3 separate regions of the Homo sapiens genome follow, and regions 1 and 2 are each linked to region 3. Evidence: chromatin loops called from intact Hi-C (ENCODE). Cell type or tissue: endothelial cell of umbilical vein. All regions are shown on one strand. Links, peaks and the distances in the headings refer to the core of each region. The heading gives the core; the rest is flanking DNA. Region 1 has its middle 100 kb from the start of PRSS58. Region 2 has its middle 4.5 kb from the start of TAS2R5. Region 3 overlaps AGK (acylglycerol kinase).

The links. Peaks named below come from ENCODE experiments on the same cell type or tissue, not always from the same donor. Only the 100,000 strongest peaks of a DNase experiment are listed, where the experiment ranks them.
Region 1: a loop joins it to region 3, with 4 times the contacts of the local background. A loop is called at or near these places in 2 of 110 quality-filtered maps.
Region 2: it touches region 3 in a loop (15-fold over the local background); 31 of 110 quality-filtered maps call a loop at or near these places.

The regions. Positions count from the first base shown.
Region 1 is chr7:142,355,047-142,360,594 of GRCh38, forward strand. It overlaps TRB and the pseudogene TRBV8-1. Among named protein-coding and RNA genes, the nearest start is that of PRSS58, 100 kb to the left of the region's middle. In endothelial cell of umbilical vein, for the core only: a CTCF peak has its summit at 3,024 (motif pointing right); a DNase peak (open chromatin) is centred at 3,035.
Region 2 is chr7:141,782,954-141,788,501 of GRCh38, forward strand. It overlaps the pseudogene TAS2R6P. Among named protein-coding and RNA genes, the nearest start is that of TAS2R5, 4.5 kb to the right of the region's middle. In endothelial cell of umbilical vein, for the core only: a CTCF peak has its summit at 3,171 (motif pointing left); a DNase peak (open chromatin) is centred at 3,168; H3K27ac peaks cover 985 bases.
Region 3 is chr7:141,652,355-141,657,902 of GRCh38, forward strand. It overlaps AGK (acylglycerol kinase), which reads left to right. Exons shown (of 16, transcript NM_018238.4): 16 at 433-2,890. The coding sequence ends at 570. It overlaps DENND11 (DENN domain containing 11), which reads right to left. Exons shown (of 9, transcript NM_001080392.2): 9 at 4,374-5,548. Among named protein-coding and RNA genes, the nearest start is that of DENND11, 47 kb to the right of the region's middle. In endothelial cell of umbilical vein, for the core only: a CTCF peak has its summit at 2,287 (motif pointing right); a DNase peak (open chromatin) is centred at 2,307; H3K27ac peaks cover 613 bases.

The sequences.
Region 1 (5,548 bases), core at 310-5,309, 700 kb after region 3:
TGAAACTTAAGATTGAACAGAACACAAACCACAACTGTAAACACTGATGCTGAAAGAAGTGGTAAAAAAAGGTGAGCAGGGTTTCCCACCTGCACTGAGAGTTAACATACAAGGACAGCAAAGGGAAGGTTTTATTAATAAGCAAACAAGAAGCAATAAAGGCCCTGCTCCAAATGAATGTAACTAATCTCTTTGAGTTAAAAAAGGAGCACGTCAATAAAAGTATTTCAAATCAAAGTCTAGAAGTTTCCAAACCAGCCAGCACAACCCTGAGAGCTCTGTGCTCTCAGCAACTTCAGAGAACTCATCAATCCTTTCTGGGCTCAAACTTCCCTTTGTCCACTCGAAGACCCAGGGTCACACTCTCATCCTATTACAAAAACAATGGGCTTTGCTATCGTTGCTGATGCCTCATTTCTAGGAGTTGAGTATTAAGCACTGAAGAGCTTTGAAAGTTGGGCTTCTGAGTCAATTGATGTGCTGGAGCCAACTTTTCTGACTCACGAGAGACAAATAGGCACACTCTTCCCAGCTCCCCATTCAGTGAAGCCATGTTGACAGCTTGAAATCCACCATAGTGCCTGTGTTGATACAACAGAAATTGGTAAGTACTACTAGGCATGTGCCCACCTCCACAGACACTCAGTGTACCAGCACATCACTGGAATGTTTTCTGAGACAGTGATGTCCCTGTTATGTCGTCATGTCTTGTGGGGCCAAAAGGACTCCGAATTCACCTCCTCTCTGTTCTTGCTTTTAGAAACCATAATCTAAAATAACCTCACCTGACACTATTTCTATTCAATCTCCAAATTCCCTCACTTTGTGGGTCTGTGTCTCCTGTAAGCATGTCAGTCCACAACTTGACAACTATTTTGAATGTAGCTAAAGGATACAGTGAACCAGTTTATTATTTTCAAATTATCCTTCCTTGCATGGAATATGTAGATGCTGCAGTCATTGGGAACAGAGATGGGGCAAGCAGCAGCTCTGGGCCGTGAACCACTTTAGAGTCAGACAATTCTTCAGTGGCACAGACACACCCTTGGGCATGGACTAATTTGCTTTGGAAACTAAGCAGTTCCACACCAGTCACCAATGACCTTGGATCTATTTCCAGCTGAGAGGTCAAAAAGATCACACTACCTAAATGTCCTCCTCTCCAATATATAGTACAGCCCCCGTCCATCTCAGTCCCTGGAGGTCATCCAGAGCTCCCAGAGAATCTCTGCTCTGGGGCAGAATCACCACGTCTCCTCCTCGCCAGCTCCCCACAGGCTCCAGCAAGGCTTTCCTGCCAGGTGCAGGGCATGGGTGTGGCTCTGCTGTCTCTCAGGTAGAGGGAGGCCATACGATGATGTTTGTATAAGAAGGATTGGGTTTCAGAGGTTCCTCTCAAATACTTGACATAATTTTATTTGCTTTTTGTTTCACTCTACAATGTCACCATTTAGGAGAGCAATTATTTTGGTTGCATTATTTATGGAACTTTGAAAGATTTTTGTGGTTAAATTAATTTAAGAAATCATTCCCATTGTGCATCTTTTCTGTTCAGATATAATCTGAGGCAGTGAAAGAAACAGCAATGATTCTGAAAGCAGTCACTTACATGCCCTCTGATAAAGGCATTGTTCAAGGTTCATTACTCACACCTAACTTTCAGTCTACTGGAAATGAAAGGCACAGAGTTGGGGGCCTGTGATCAAGCCACAAGAGAGGACTATACCAGCTACTCTGGGACTTCAGGGCACGAAGAGATGACCTCCCCTTTAGACTCTGCTCAACGACGAAGGAATGAGTTGGTCCATGGGAACCTGAGGAGCAGAAATTCCGGGAGCCTTTAACTGGGACGGAGCAAGGACTGTAGAGCAAGTCATTGGAAAGGGAAATGGTTCATCTGGTCTGTCACAGAAGATAGTGGATAGAAAGGTCATATAATCCCCAGTTCCCTGGCTGATTTGCTTCCTTATGATACTATTTTGCAGCAGCGTACCGTCATCTCACACCACTCCTCTACCTCTTCCAGAATCATCTCCTCCCTCTCTGCTGCTCAGATCAGCACATGTGCATTGCACAAGCTATTCTTTTACTGTAGCAGACCTTTTGCTGGTCTTAATTATATCCATCCTTATTTTCCCATTAGATACTGCTCCCTCCATGATTGCTTATTGCCTTGCAAGGGATCCTTTACCCCCCGCCCCCAGACAGAGTCTCACTCTGTCGCCCAGGCTGGAGTGCAGTGGCGCAATCTCGGCTCACTACAAGCTCTGCCTTCCGGGTTCACGCCATTCTCCTGCCTCAGCCTCCCGAGTAGCGAGTAGCTGGGACTACAGGCGCCCGCCACCACGCCCGGATGATTTTCTGTATTTTTTAGTATAGAGACGGGGTTTCACCGTGTTAGCCAGGATGGTCTCTATCTCCTGACCTCGTGATCCGCCCGCCTTGGCCTCCCAAAGTGCTGGGATTGCAGGCAGAAGCCACTACGCCTGACCAAGGGATCCTATTTTTTATATCCCAGTTTTACTTTTTATTAACACATATCTGACCCCATCTTGAAGGTAATCACATTATCTGCCTAGACTTTTGCTAATCTTTATTTTTATGGTACCATTGTCATTTGGGGGGACATATTTGTTTATCTTTGGTAATGGAAATGAAATTACGTTACACTTCACTTTCTGTGTTTTCTTCCTACTTTAGGGTAAATATTATTTCCTTCTATTCTTCCTATTCTATTCCTCTCTCTTTAGATAGTTTTAAGGGAGAAAATGTCAGTGAGACTGTAACTGCAGCTATGGGGTAAGAATTATTTAGAATGAGGGTGGGATATTAAGCTTGATAACTCAAAGGAACAGTCAGGGTTAAAACTAATGTTGGGATCGGGGTTCAGAGAAGTTGCTTGTAAAACCTGCAGGATGGCACTTCTGGAATAGTCTCCCGGCTCCCTCTGCAGACACTTCCCAGCATCCCTTGGGCCATTTCCCTTGCAAAAGCAATGATGAAATTTCACTTATTGGCCACAAGATGGCACTGTGGTCCACTGGGCTCTAAGAGACTCTGGGGAGAGCCTGGGAGAGCAGCCTAGGAAGGAAAGGGTTAAGAAAAATCAGGGCTGGCATCCAATATCATGCAGATGTTGCAGCAGTTTTCAGTTATTGCTAGACTACCTACAGTTATACAACATACAGGAAATACCTCTAATCTTTAATGAGATCCACAGTTGAAGAAGTTTGGCCTGGCAGCCTTGGTGTCAAGGGCAGGTGCAGACAGAGGAGCAACTATCTCAGAGGAAAATGGGAAAGTGAGGGGTGGGCTGTGGCTTAAGCCCAGTGCGTCTCTGCTGCACCCCATCTTCCCTGCAGCTCTCACCAGGCAACAGCCTCCATGAGAGTAGGTGGATCCTGCCTGAGCCCAGTCAGAATGCCCCAGACTAGGTGAACTCTGTAGGCATGGGGAGTAACACAACAGGCCCACCTTTCACACGTTTCCAAAGTCTAGGCTCCAAGCCTTTTTTTCCCCTTTCCTCTGCAGAGTCCTGCCACTTCTGAAGCCTTGTCCTCACTTTCTGCCTGCCTCTCCCACAGCCCCCATGGAGGCAGGGATCAGCCAGATACCAAGATATCACAGACACACAGGGAAAAAGATCATCCTGAAATTTGCTCAGATTAGGAACCATTATTCAGTGTTCTGTTATCAATAAGACCAAGAATAGGGGCTGAGGCTGATCCATTATTCAGGTAGTATTGGCAGCATGACCAAAGGCGGTGCCAAGGAAGGGTACAATGTCTCTGGAAACAAGCTCAAGCATTTTCCCTCAACCCTGGAGTCTACTAGCACCAGCCAGACCTCTGTACCTCTGTGGCAGTGCATCCGCAGCCCTGCACAGCCAGCTGCTCTCTGCACAAAAAAGGGCAGCCACAGGCTGGAGGTGGGCACTCCTTCCCAAGGCCTCTATCTCAACCAGGAGATAAAGATGCCTTTTTTGAAGCTCTTCTCAGATGTCCCAGCAATGGGCTCCCAGTCTGTGCATCCTCCTGCAGCAGGAACTTCAGTGTGAGCTGAGGTCCATCACTGTGATGTGGATGCACGAATGCAAACAACACTTAATGTTATTTTACTCAATTCAGAATATTCTGGCAGTTGCGTAAAATAGGAATAGTAGCTCCCAAAATGAAATTTGTGTCTCATTTTCTTTATGAGAGAAAAGAAAAAAAAACAGAAAGCAGCTGGGCAGCTTTAACCTGCTTGAGTGATCTGGGATTCTACAAGTCTACAAGTGGTACAAAGAACATCACCTTGGCCTGGATGCCAATGGATACCAAACACTACAAAAAGTATTGAAAACAATTTATAAAAGACCTAAATAAACAATCTACTTATAGGAAATGTTAGTAGATCCATCGCATAGTGCCATTATACCTGACGATGATCAACTAGTGAAATTATTATGTAGAGATTATCAGCTAAGCCTCTACTTATTACCTCTGAGCATAGAGCAGTGTTTGAGCCTTCTGAGGGTATCTTAAGGAAGGAACTTAATTCTTACCATTACTTTGGCTTGGATTAAAATCCATGAGCTTGTCGTTTTTATTGTAAAATATTACAGAATAATAATGATCAAACGTTTTATTTTCCTCTAGCGTTTATTCCTCTTTAGAACGTGCAGGTTGAAGCTCACACACATGAGCAGGGTTCCTTAAGATGAGATCCATTAACTCCAGGACTGGGAGGTACACAGCTGGCCTTCACAGGAAGTGCAAACCCCAAATGCAGTGACCCCTCCTGTGTCTACGCTGTGCCCAATACCCCTCTGTGAGGCTGCCATAAAGGCGGGCAGGCTCCTTGCTTGGCAAAAAAATCAGTTCACCAATTGGCCACTTTGCTGAAGACCAGAATAAAAGGCTAAATTGTGAGAATGATGAATGCCCAATTCCCAAATTGTGAAATGTGTAACAGTTCACGATTCTTGGAATAATTTCAACCATGTGTGGTTTGTTTTTTTTTTTAAGTTTTTCTTTGTCGACAGCTTTCTTTCGGCCACTGATCCTCAGTTGTTTCCCAGCCGCCTTGTCAGCTGATCTCATTTTGATGCTAATTTTTTTTTTTTTTTTGCTAGCTTTGGGATTATTTGTTCTTGTTTTACTATGTCCTCTAAGTGTGGTGGTAGGTTGCTAATGTGAGATCTCTCTAACTTGTTTATGTGGGTGTTTCGTTCTGTAAACAATACTCCTAACACTGCTATAGCTGTGTCCCAGAGATTCTAGTATATTTAATCTTGGTTTTCATTAGTGCCAAAGAATGTCTTGTTTTCTACCTTCATTTTATGGCTTACCCAAGTCATTCACTAGCAGATTGTTTAATTTCCATGTAATTGTATGATTTTGAGAGATCTTATAACTCTTGATTTCTATTTTTTTTGTGCTGTGGTCCAAGAGTATGGTTGACATGATTTCAGTTTTTTTTATAATTTGTTTACAATTAGTCTGTGTCCAATCATGTGGTTGATTTCAGAGTATGTGCCATGTGTAGATGAGAAGAATGTGTATTA
Region 2 (5,548 bases), core at 393-5,392, 130 kb after region 3:
CTTTAGGTTTCCCTGATCATTGCTACCTGCATTCTGTTAATGAACCATTTTCAATTTTTTAAAAAAGAGAAAAGATTACTGGAAAGGAGTCTTTTAAAGCATGAACGGAATGTAACTTTTAAGGTAGCATCAAAAGCTACAGTCTTCAGGTGAAACTGAAGCTTACTGAAGGCATTTAAAATAAATTTTCCAATAATATAATTTTTTTTTACAAGTTAAAGCTGGAGATGGATCATCTACTCTAGTTCACTGGTTCTCAAAGAGCGCTGGGAGGGTGAGAATATGTCAGAGTCCATTGGGAATTTTTATTTTTCACATTTTATATACAGTCTGTGTGGGTTTCTCAGCTCTATTTAAAATATACGTGTCTTCATTCATTCTGGGTGTGGGAGTGGAAGGGGGAAGTGGAATTTGACAAAACTCCCTAGGGATTTGGATATTGTGGTCTAAGGGAAGGCACAGGTATAAATTTATTTCTCCTTCTAAGAGAAGAGCCAAGGCCAGTTTTACTCCATGAGGAAAAAAGTGTGAAAATAAATTCCATGTTTGTATAATAATTTGCCTGGCATAGAAATTAACAAGAGAGTGATACGGGTTAATGGGGGTGGGAGAAGAGGAGAGGAAAGGGGAGACATGAGGGTAAGGTCAACAGCAGGAGGAGGGGTGCAGTCTGTACACCCTCCTCCCCATGCCTGGCAGAGGTGTGAGGTCAACATCACTTCACCACGGTATGATTGTCCTCTGTGTTGTCTATTTGGATATATGGGGTCTGGGAAATGGGGTGACTGTAACTCTGCCTTGAGTCAGCAGGAAGGAGCCAGGAGCCCTGGGCAAATGACTGAGTGTGTGCACAGCTAGCTTGCAAATGAGATATCTAAACACAGGTGCATACTTGATTGGCCTGACAACATTTCTGACCTATTTTAAATATGGAAAAATTATTTGTCTCAATTTTGCTGCTTTCACAGATGGGACAATGACTGTGGTTATAATGATCTGAACTCCAGGTACCTCAAGAGAAGAAATAGCTAAACATTGATATTACTCAGAAAAGACCTCTCCTAACTCCTACCCACCCCTTTACATCTTTGACTTCTATGTGTTTTAAAGGTCTGGATTAATCAGTCTCTCATCTTTATTCATGCTTTCCAGACATTCTGGAATTGTGCAGAACTGGACACCTGTGTCTAGAATCAGTAGCTCAGTTCATCCTGGATTTGCATACTGTGAATAACAGACTTCAGGTGCTTTCTGACTTTATTGAAAGTAGTAGTTAGGGAGAGAAATCACCAGGGAAGGAAAGAAAAATAACAGTAATTAGACTATTTGGGAAGCAACAGGCTGGGTCATTCGTTTTATCATCACGATAGCTCTGTGACGTAACATTATCATCATCATTTTATAGAGGGGACACTGAAGCTCAGAGGGGTTAATTGGCTTGTCTAAGGACAAGAAGTGGTTGAGTTGGGAGCACCCCCAAATCTGTCCAACTTCAAACACATTGCCTTTCTCTGCATGGCCACAAGTGCCCCATTGATTAATACATCTAACAGAAAGCTAATCTTGAGGCCTAACAGAAAGCTATCTAACAGAAAGCTATCTAACAGAAAGCTATCTAACAGAAAGCTAATCTAACAGCTAATCTTGAGTCCTGTGTCCCATTGAGAGCTGGTACTAGCATGAACATGTGAACTCTTTGCCTTGGATGGGCAGACACCCAGAAAGCCCCGTCTGTAGCCTGTGCTGCTTGACCCTTTCCTTAGCGTGATTTTGCAATATTATGGGAACACCTCAGTGTCTTCTGGATACGCACAATTCTCATTGCTAAATGCTAAAAATGTAATTATTATATCTGAGTTTTATTTAAATTTTTAAAATGTTTTATTTCATTTTATTTTCTAATATTTTATAGAAAAGTTGCAGAATGAGTATAGAGAGTTCAAATATCATCCTCACCCAGTTTCTGCTAATATTTATATCTTACCATAACCATGGTACAGTTGCATTTAGTGTCTCTAGTCTGTGTCAGTTTCTCAGCTCTATTTAAAATTACCTTGCCAGTTTTAAAGATTACTATTCAGGCATTTTGTAGAATGTCCCTCAGTTTGGGTTTGTCTGATATTTTTCTCTGTTAGACTGAGGTAAAGTGCCCTACTCATCACGTTAGGAGTTCTGTGATATTAACATCACTGGTCACTGGTGATGTTAACCTTGATCACTCGGTGAAGGTGGTGTCTGCCAGGAACATTGTAAAGTTACTATTTTTTCCCCCATTTTCACACTTTGTTCCTTGGGAGCAAGTCATGTCCAGTACAAACTCAGAGGGAGGGAAATTATGTGCACCTCCTGGAGGGTTCCCCACATTTTGCCTGCTATAGTTAAAAATTCTCAGCCCTCCAAATTTCGTATTCATAAAAGCACACAAAAATAACTCCCTGGGCCGGGCGCGATGGCTCAGCCTGTAATCCCAGCACTTTGGGAGGCCGAGGCGGGTGGATCACGAGGTCAGGAGATCAAGACCATCCTGGCTAACACCGTGAAACCCCGTCTCTACTAAAAAATACAAAAACTTAGCTGGGCGTGGTGGCGGGCACCTGTAGTCCCAGCTACTCGGGAGGCTGAGGCAGGAGAATGGCATGAACCCGGGAGGCGGAGCTTGCAGGTGAGCCGAGATCGCGCCACTGCACTCCAGCCTGGGCGACAGAGCGAGACTCCGTCTCAAAATAAATAAATAAATAAAATAATAAAAAAATAACTCCCCCTCTTTCATCTGCAGTCCCCTCACTAGCCCGCTTTTACTCTATTCACTTTCCTGCCCTGAATAACGTTGCCGATGCTGGTCATTTTCTTCCTCGGGGTTGTGATCTTTGCTGCACACAGCAGCCAGCCTCAGTGGTGTAGTTTGTGCTTCCTCCTCCCTCCGAACGCCTAAATTGCGGCACCAAAGAGGCCGCAATGACTGGTGAGCAAGACTCCTCTTCCTCATATTTTGTGAGGAAGGAAGCTGGCAAGACTATGAATTTGTGTACATTTATAAATTGTGTTCCTGTTACACATGGTTATTAAAAACATGCTTGATCTGTTCAGTTTCTGAATATCTGAACTAATTCAGCTCATTAAGGGAATTTGTATACTTAGGTCAACAGCTTCTACAGAGGCGTTGCCTTGACGCCATCTAGTGGCAATATAGGCACAATTCTGAGAAGCATTTTAAAAAGTCTTGAGTACAGGAATACAGGTTTGCAAGAGAGATGTAGAATAGGGGATGGAAGATGGAACTGTACTGAGTCTGGTAGCAGGACAGGGTGATTTTTTGGGGGAAAGTGCCAGGTTTTGGAAACCAATGCTTGTTCTTTGTTTCATTCTTTTTAATATTCTTATTATAGACTGCTCTGTTGACGCTGAGTGTAAAGCCATAACTTGCCCCTATGAGCGTCTCTTTGGATGCTTGCATCCCGCTTGATGTTTCATCAGCTTTCTTTTCTTGGTTCAGGTACTGCTAAAGTAGCTGAGGGCTCAGAACAGTGGGGAATAGGAGCATGAATGCAAGAGACTTTGGTAGAAAGAATTATGGTAGTATTATGGCAGACACATTTTGGTTGTGTCAAAATTAAAAACCATAGTGTTACTCTGGTAAAGAGGATGGCACTGAGGCTGTTACTCTCCACATACACCCCTTCATTGCAGCTCTTGGTGTGGATGCCGATAGGCTGAACAGTTCTGTGTGGAGATGAAGTAGCAGCCGTGGTTCACAGATTTCTCTCCTGCCTCACCTCTCCTAGAATTTATTATTCAGCAGTTGATATTTATCCTGTCTTCTCCTTGTTTTTGCTTGTTTGCTCACCCTATCCTTCCCTTTGTTTTCATTGTCATTGCAGTAAGCCTTTGCATAGGTGTAAATATGGCTCTCATGTTTATATATTCAAATTTCAAACATATTGAAACCATTAATTATTTGCCTCACCCACCAGAACATAAGCTGCATGAGAGCAGCAACTTTGTTTCTTTCCATTGTATCCCAAGAGCTTGGAACAGTGGACTGGCACATAGTAGTCATTAATAAATATTGGTTAAATAATTGATAAATGTCATGCTTTCCCTTTTTTTTTTTTTTTTTTTTTTTTTGAGACGGAGTCTCTCTCTGTTGCCCAGACTAGAGTGCAATGGCATGATCTCGGCTCACTGCAATCTCCACCTCTCGGGTTCAAGTGATTCTCCTGCCTCAGCCTCCTGAGTAGCTGGGACTACAGGTGTGTGCCACCATGCCCGGCTAATTTTTGTATTTTCAGTAGAGATGGGGTTTCACCATGTTGGCCAGGCTGGTCTCGAATTTCTAACCTCAAGTGATCCACCCGCCTCGGCCTCCCGAAGTGCTGGGATTATAGGCGTGAGCCACCGCGCCCGGCCCATGCTTTCCCTTTTTATAACATGAGGTACCTTGCATTTGCCACTGTTAAATTCTCAGACTGTCTTACTTAGGTTTTGTGGAGTTAGGTCGGGTGGAAGTAGGATTTCAGGAGACTGTGCTCTAGGCTGTCTGGATTTTAGTTCTTTCCTTCGGAAGGCCATTCTGTAATTGTGTCTCTGTACCTAATGTCAGATCCCAGGCCAGTGTCAGGTAGATGTAAGTGACGGTGGGACCGTTACCTTCAAGAACGTTTCTTCTGGTCACAGCTGTAACATCTTTACCAGAGAAGGGATTTCAGACAGTAACAAAACTGAGTGGTGAGAAGTGAAATGCTCTGCCATAATACTGATACCGTCCCCAGGGATTCTGACACAGCCAGCAGCAGTACGTGTTCATCAGCACTGAAGCAGGGCACCTCCTGATTCAGCAGAGAGACCCTCCCCTCCCCAGCCATGTTGGCGGCTGCCCTAGGATTGCTGATGCCCATTGCAGGGGCTGAATTTCTCATTGGCCTGGTTGGAAATGGAGTCCCTGTGGTCTGCAGTTTTAGAGGATGGGTCAAAAAAATGTAAGGAGTCCCTATAAATTCTCATGATTCTGGTAAGTAGCCACTTTCTCCTACTCAGGCCGATCATGTTGGACATAAGTCTGTTTCCACTTTCCCAGAGCAGTGGTTGGCTTTACTATCTTAATGTCTTCGAGTCCTGGTAAGCCAGGCCAACATGTAGTTTGCCACTTTCTTCAGTGGCTTCTGCTGCATGGAGATCATGACCTTTGTCCCGCTGACTTCTTGTAGCTGAAAAGACTGGGTTTTTGTTTTTTGCTAGTGTCTTTCAAGATCACTTTTTATTTCTCAGCTCTTGTTGGCTGGACCCTTTAAAAACCCTTAACAGGAAACAGCAACATCCTGCATCCCATTTTAAATCTGTTATTTTTATAGATTGCTGTCCAGTGAAGGAGACTGATTGCTATTTGTGATGTTTCTGTTCCACTTGTCTTTTTGTAAAGACATCACAGGAAGATGGAGGACCACACAGCTGTCAGGAGGAGGCTCAAACCAAGGTGCTCATCGCTCTGAACTTCCCCCTTTACATGGTTTCTGCCTTGGCCAGACACTTTTCCATGACCTTCTAATCTCCC
Region 3 (5,548 bases), core at 377-5,376:
AATGATCCAGCAGATACAATAGCATGTCATAAGAGAATTAGCTGTCTTTATTTTTATTTGAGAAGGATTAGCATAATATAGAAAGACTATGTATATGAGTTCCTTAAGACATGGCAGGACCCTTGCCTTTTAATACATATTTGAAAATTATAACCATGTTGTTCAAATCCCAAAATACTCTGGGAGGAGATAGGGGCCAAAAAAAGAAAATAAATCCTTTTTCATGGATGGTAGAATTAGGATGTTTCCAGAACCAGCACTGTGCCCATCGTAGTAGGCACTGAATTTTTTTTTGTAAAAGAACATTAGGATAGCTCCTCAAGAGAGGATGTTGTTTTCCATAATGAACTTCTTCTGGTGCTGCTGTGAGACCTCCAACTCCAGTAGGCCACTGATGTGTTTGAGCTGTTCTGAATATTCTCTTCTCCCCAGGGAGCAGGGGGCTCTTTTAGCATTGACAGTGAGGAGTATGAAGCGATGCCTGTGGAGGTGAAACTGCTCCCCAGGAAGCTGCAGTTCTTCTGTGATCCTAGGAAGAGAGAACAGATGCTCACAAGCCCCACCCAGTGAGCAGCAGAAGACAAGCACTCTGAGACCACACTTTAGGCCACCGGTGGGACCAAAAGGGAACAGGTGCCTCAGCCATCCCAACAGTGTCGTCAGAGGGTCCCCAGGGCATTTTCATGGCAAGTACCCCTCTGCCCCCACTCCAGCAGTGCTTCCCAAAGTGTGCTCTGTCACCTGCTTTGCAATCGGCTTCCATTAGCGCATGTTTTATTTTGGTGTGACGGTTGGCCCTCCTAAACACGGACTTTCCTCAGGCTGGTTCAAGACGGAAAAGGACTTTCTTCTGTTTTCTTCCAAAGTGCAACCACAGTGGAGAGCCCACGGTGGGCTTAGCCTGCCTAGGCCCTTCCATTTCTCTTCTTTGACCGTGCTAGGAATTCCAGGAAAGTGCATTCCTGCCCTGGTGACCTTTTCCTATGTCTAGGCTCCTCCACAGGTGCTGCTATTTTGTGAGCTCCGGCTCCTGTTTAGCTTTTATTTCAGTTCTAACCTCAGTCCAGAAACATATGTGAGGTTGTTTCCCTCTTCAGCCACGGCTACAATACCGGAAAATGCTAGTTTTTATTTATTTTTTTAAGTAGTGCTTCCTAAATGGTTTGCATGAGAGCCACCTGGGGTACATGTTGAAAACTTATTTGGGGTCTACCCCAAACCTAATAACCCAAATTTGGGGATGGGGCCCAGGAATATGCATTTTTAAAAAGTCATCTGCCCTTCCCAGGTGATTCTGTAAGTTGTCCCTCAACTGTACTTGGAGAAATCGTGTTTTAAAGCAGTAGTCCACAAAGTATTCTGCTCATGTGCCCCCAAAAGTATTTTGAAAAATCATGTATACCCTCACCCATCTAAGTTGATATCTAAAATTTTATCTAAGTTGGTATCTAAAATTTTTCATGGGAAGTTAAATAGTTGACAAAGTATGTATTTGCTGGTGTCGTGTAAATATTGGTATTTTAAAATAAAAACTGTTACATCACTATTTTAAACATATCCAGTACAATTTAAATATCACAACAATTTGACACCCTTCATTCATTTATAAAAATAAATGAGCTAGTTCTTTAGTAGTTAAACATTTCAAATTGGCTTTTCTCCTTCTGTATTTCCATACCACTTTTCAGCCAAGAATCCTATCATAATGTAATCTATTATGCCCGACATCTTTTAATCATTCACCCCATTACTTCTTGTCAACAAAAAATATAAATGGAAATTTTTTTTTTAGCTCTTGCTTTAAGTGTTTGTTTGTTATCTCAGTCCAGAACCAATATTATCGTAATTAATTATTGGTATATAATGAAAACGGTATTAATTCTTGGATGATTAAAAGTTTTTTTATTAGAATGTTCTTTATCCTAATTAGTTCATTTATCCAAGAATACATGAATGTGATTTACAGCTGAGATGGGGTTCAACCTCAGCTGTATTCCTTGTTTCTGTATAGATGTAAGCACATAAATTCGATGGAATAGAATTACGTTAACAATGTTTTTACAGTTCTTTGGATTCCTTTGGCATTTTGACAAAGATCACAGTGCTCTATCATCAAGAATTATTAATGATGATCTATCAACTAACAAACAACTTGATTAGATTCTCCTTTAGTCTGTTGAAAGCAGAGAACTGAAATCCACCTGATTTACCATGGCTTTGCCAGCCAGTCATTAGCACCATTTACTTTTACTATCGCTGACATTTTCCTTTGTTCAGTGGCCCTGAGGTTCTTACACTCTAGGGGGCAGTGCACCACAGGAAGATAGATCAATGAGGGAGGATTGCGAGGGGGAAGGGGAGGAAGCAGAGCTGGCAGGCCTTAGCTACAGGCTCTCTCTCAGGCAGATCCCTTTTAAGATACATACACCATGCCCACACATCCCATGGAGAGAGACCAATGCTTTAGTAGATTACAGAACAGCTATGAAAAGTCCATGAATGAAGATCACAAAAAGGAAGGCTTTCTTATTTCATACTGTATTCTTCAGGGTGGTAAAATTTCTGCTTTTGGCAAAAACATAACAGACGGTTCCAAACATCAGCATAAAGATCACTCATCCCATACCACCCACAGGTAGGGAGGAAGGATGCTGTAGTATATGAAAACAAAAGTTTTCACCTGAGCTGAGAGCATTTAGCATATCGTGGTTCTGTAACAATATCAAGGACCAGTGCAGAATCTGGCTTTCTTTTCTGATAGGCTACCAGTGTGTGTTTATGTGTGCTCATTTTGTGGTTCTAATCATAATGGTACATATAATTAGGGAAGGATATGGAAGCCACTTTAGAATCTTATTCATTTTTAAATATAAATATGCCTTGTTTCAAACTTTGTTTTCTTGATTCAGGCTTTCTTTCCTGTGAGGGCTTGGTTTCCTTATTGTTGACTGCTTTGTTCTTTGCCTTGTCCTTCCCTATAAAGCCTGCATGGAAGACGTTTAATAGTGCAACTAAAAGAGAGTCAGCTGAGTGAGGCTTGTCAGCCAAAGCTGGAATGCTGAGCTATCTGGAGGAGATCCTAATAACCCAATTTGGGGATGGGGCCCAGGAATCTGCATTGGGAAGTCGGCCACCCTTCCCAGGTGATTGTTTAGTACAAACTTTTTGACAGATTAATTTCACTCAAATGCAAAGATTAATCCCAGCACTTTGGGAGGCCAAGGAAGGTGGATCACCTGAGGTCAGGAGCTCGAGACCAGCCTGGCCAACGTGGTGAAATCCCATCTCTACTAAAAATACAAAAATTAGCTGGGCATGGTGGCATGTGCCTGTAGTCCCAGCTACTCTGGAGGCTGAGGCAGGAGAATCGCTTGAACCCGGGAGGCAGAGGTTGCAGTGAGCCGGGATCGCACCACTCTGCACTCCAGCCTGGGTGACAGAGCAAGACTCCGTCTCAAAAAAAAAAAAAAAAAAAAAAAACCGTAGTTGCTTTCTATTAAGATAGGGTTTTAAATAAAGCTTTTTTCCTTTCCCTCACAGCTGTTTTGCACATATCTGGATGCAGTTATATTTCCTAAGTGCCAGTGCTTCACATATGTAACTGATGCATCAGTTCTCACAACAACCCTAGGAAGTAGCTACAGGTTGAGCATCCCTAATCTGAAAAGGCGAAATCTGAAATGCTCCAAAATCCGAAAGTTTTTGAGTGCCACCATGATCCTTAAAGGAAGTGCCCAGTGGAACATTTTGGATTTTGGATTTATAATGCAAAGATTCTAAAATCCTAAAACATCTGAAATCTGAAAATACTTCTAAGTCCCAAGCATTTCGAATAAGGGATACTCAGCCTGTAATAATATATGGTTACATAGCACAGAAAATAGGAACCTGACTTTGAATCCAGGCCATTTGATTTACAGAGCCACCGATAGCAATGTACTCTATACCGGTTCTAAATACATACTGTAACTCCCCAAGAGGTTAAAAATGAAATAAAAGTTTAGAATATACACATATACCAAATATATATCAAGTACATAAAGTTTTAAACTGAACTTTGATAAGAGAGTTTGTAAAGTAAAAGGGTGGTGGTCTCTGTGGGATTCTAGAAGTTTCCTGATGTAATTAAGGGTACACAGCCCTGGCTCTTCTGGGTGGCGCAGTTATTCCCAACTTTGTTTCCCATTACCTGGAGAAAGTTTGTCCAGACCGTGGCTTCTAGAAGGACAGGTAGCAGCTCCCCAATCTCCTCCATCATCACTGTAAGTGAAGTCAGGTTCAGCCCCCACAGGCTCTGCTCATGGAGTAGGCCACCATTCCTTCCTACCACAAACCACATTTCTCGGACTGGAGAAGGGATTGCAGCACGCACGTTCATGTTAAAATGTGAACTTTAATTGTAAAAATCATTTTCTGTAAATATAGTTATATCAACCTCTCTGCACACAACTTGGTTCAGATATATACAGATATGATATTCATAGATGTTATTTGTACCACAGAACAAAATCAATTCAAGAAACATTTACTTTTAGCTTCAGGATTAACCCCAGCTTTCTTTAGGCCTTAAAATTACCACCACTGGAAACAGAGAGAGAGCACGGCATACCTGGGCACACCAGTATTCAGGGCAAAATCTATGCAGTGTCTTACTAATTTCATACTATGAGGTAAAGACCCGAAACAAAAATAGATTCAGTCTCTCGTATTGCTATAACTCTTAGGCTGGGGTATTAATCAAAATAGGATTTTTACATTTAAGGCGACAGGGAGGCTATGCTGATTCTAACTCAGAAAGAAATGGGAAAACAGTTTTTCTAAGGCTACAACTATTTGTTTAGGCTTATTTTCCCGGACCTATACAAAAATTCAGTCAACAAGTTTTGGGTAAATAAAGGAAATTCATTTTGCTTTCCTCTGCTCTGTCCCTGAAGTCACTCATCCAGGTTGGCTGCTCAAACACCAAGAATCTCCACCATTCTTCACTTGACAGTCTTTGTGGACACGTTAGACCCAAACTTTTTTTTGTATAACACCATCTTAAAATTTTTTAGTATACTTTATCTTTCTTTAGTTTACCCAAAGGAAGGAGTTTTCACTCTAATGTCAATATATTTGCAACCATCCAACTCAAAGACCTCTGTGTCGACTGTTCACTTTGTGGATCATCTCTGGCTCATTTAAAACATCCTGCCTCATCCCCACATTCGCTGACTGGCCTTAGAAAGCAAAGTAAATTTATTGTTAGTCTAAATAAGCATTCTATAGCAAACATAAGTAATTCACACCTGGCCTACTATGAAAATTAAATTTTCTGAATTTAGATCATATTAGCTCTAAAAGCCCCACAGTATGCTAAAAATCGAAAATAAATTCTAAAAAGAGGAAAGCAAGGCTTTTGTCTCCATCATCATTTCTTTATATAGCACTAGAAAATTCTTATTCCCCTTCTAAATTTGCAATTTCATCCAACTGCCCCTAAATTCTAGTTCCAAAAACAAATTAAAGTGCCAGTTATAACACTACCTCCCACTCCCACCTCTCTCAA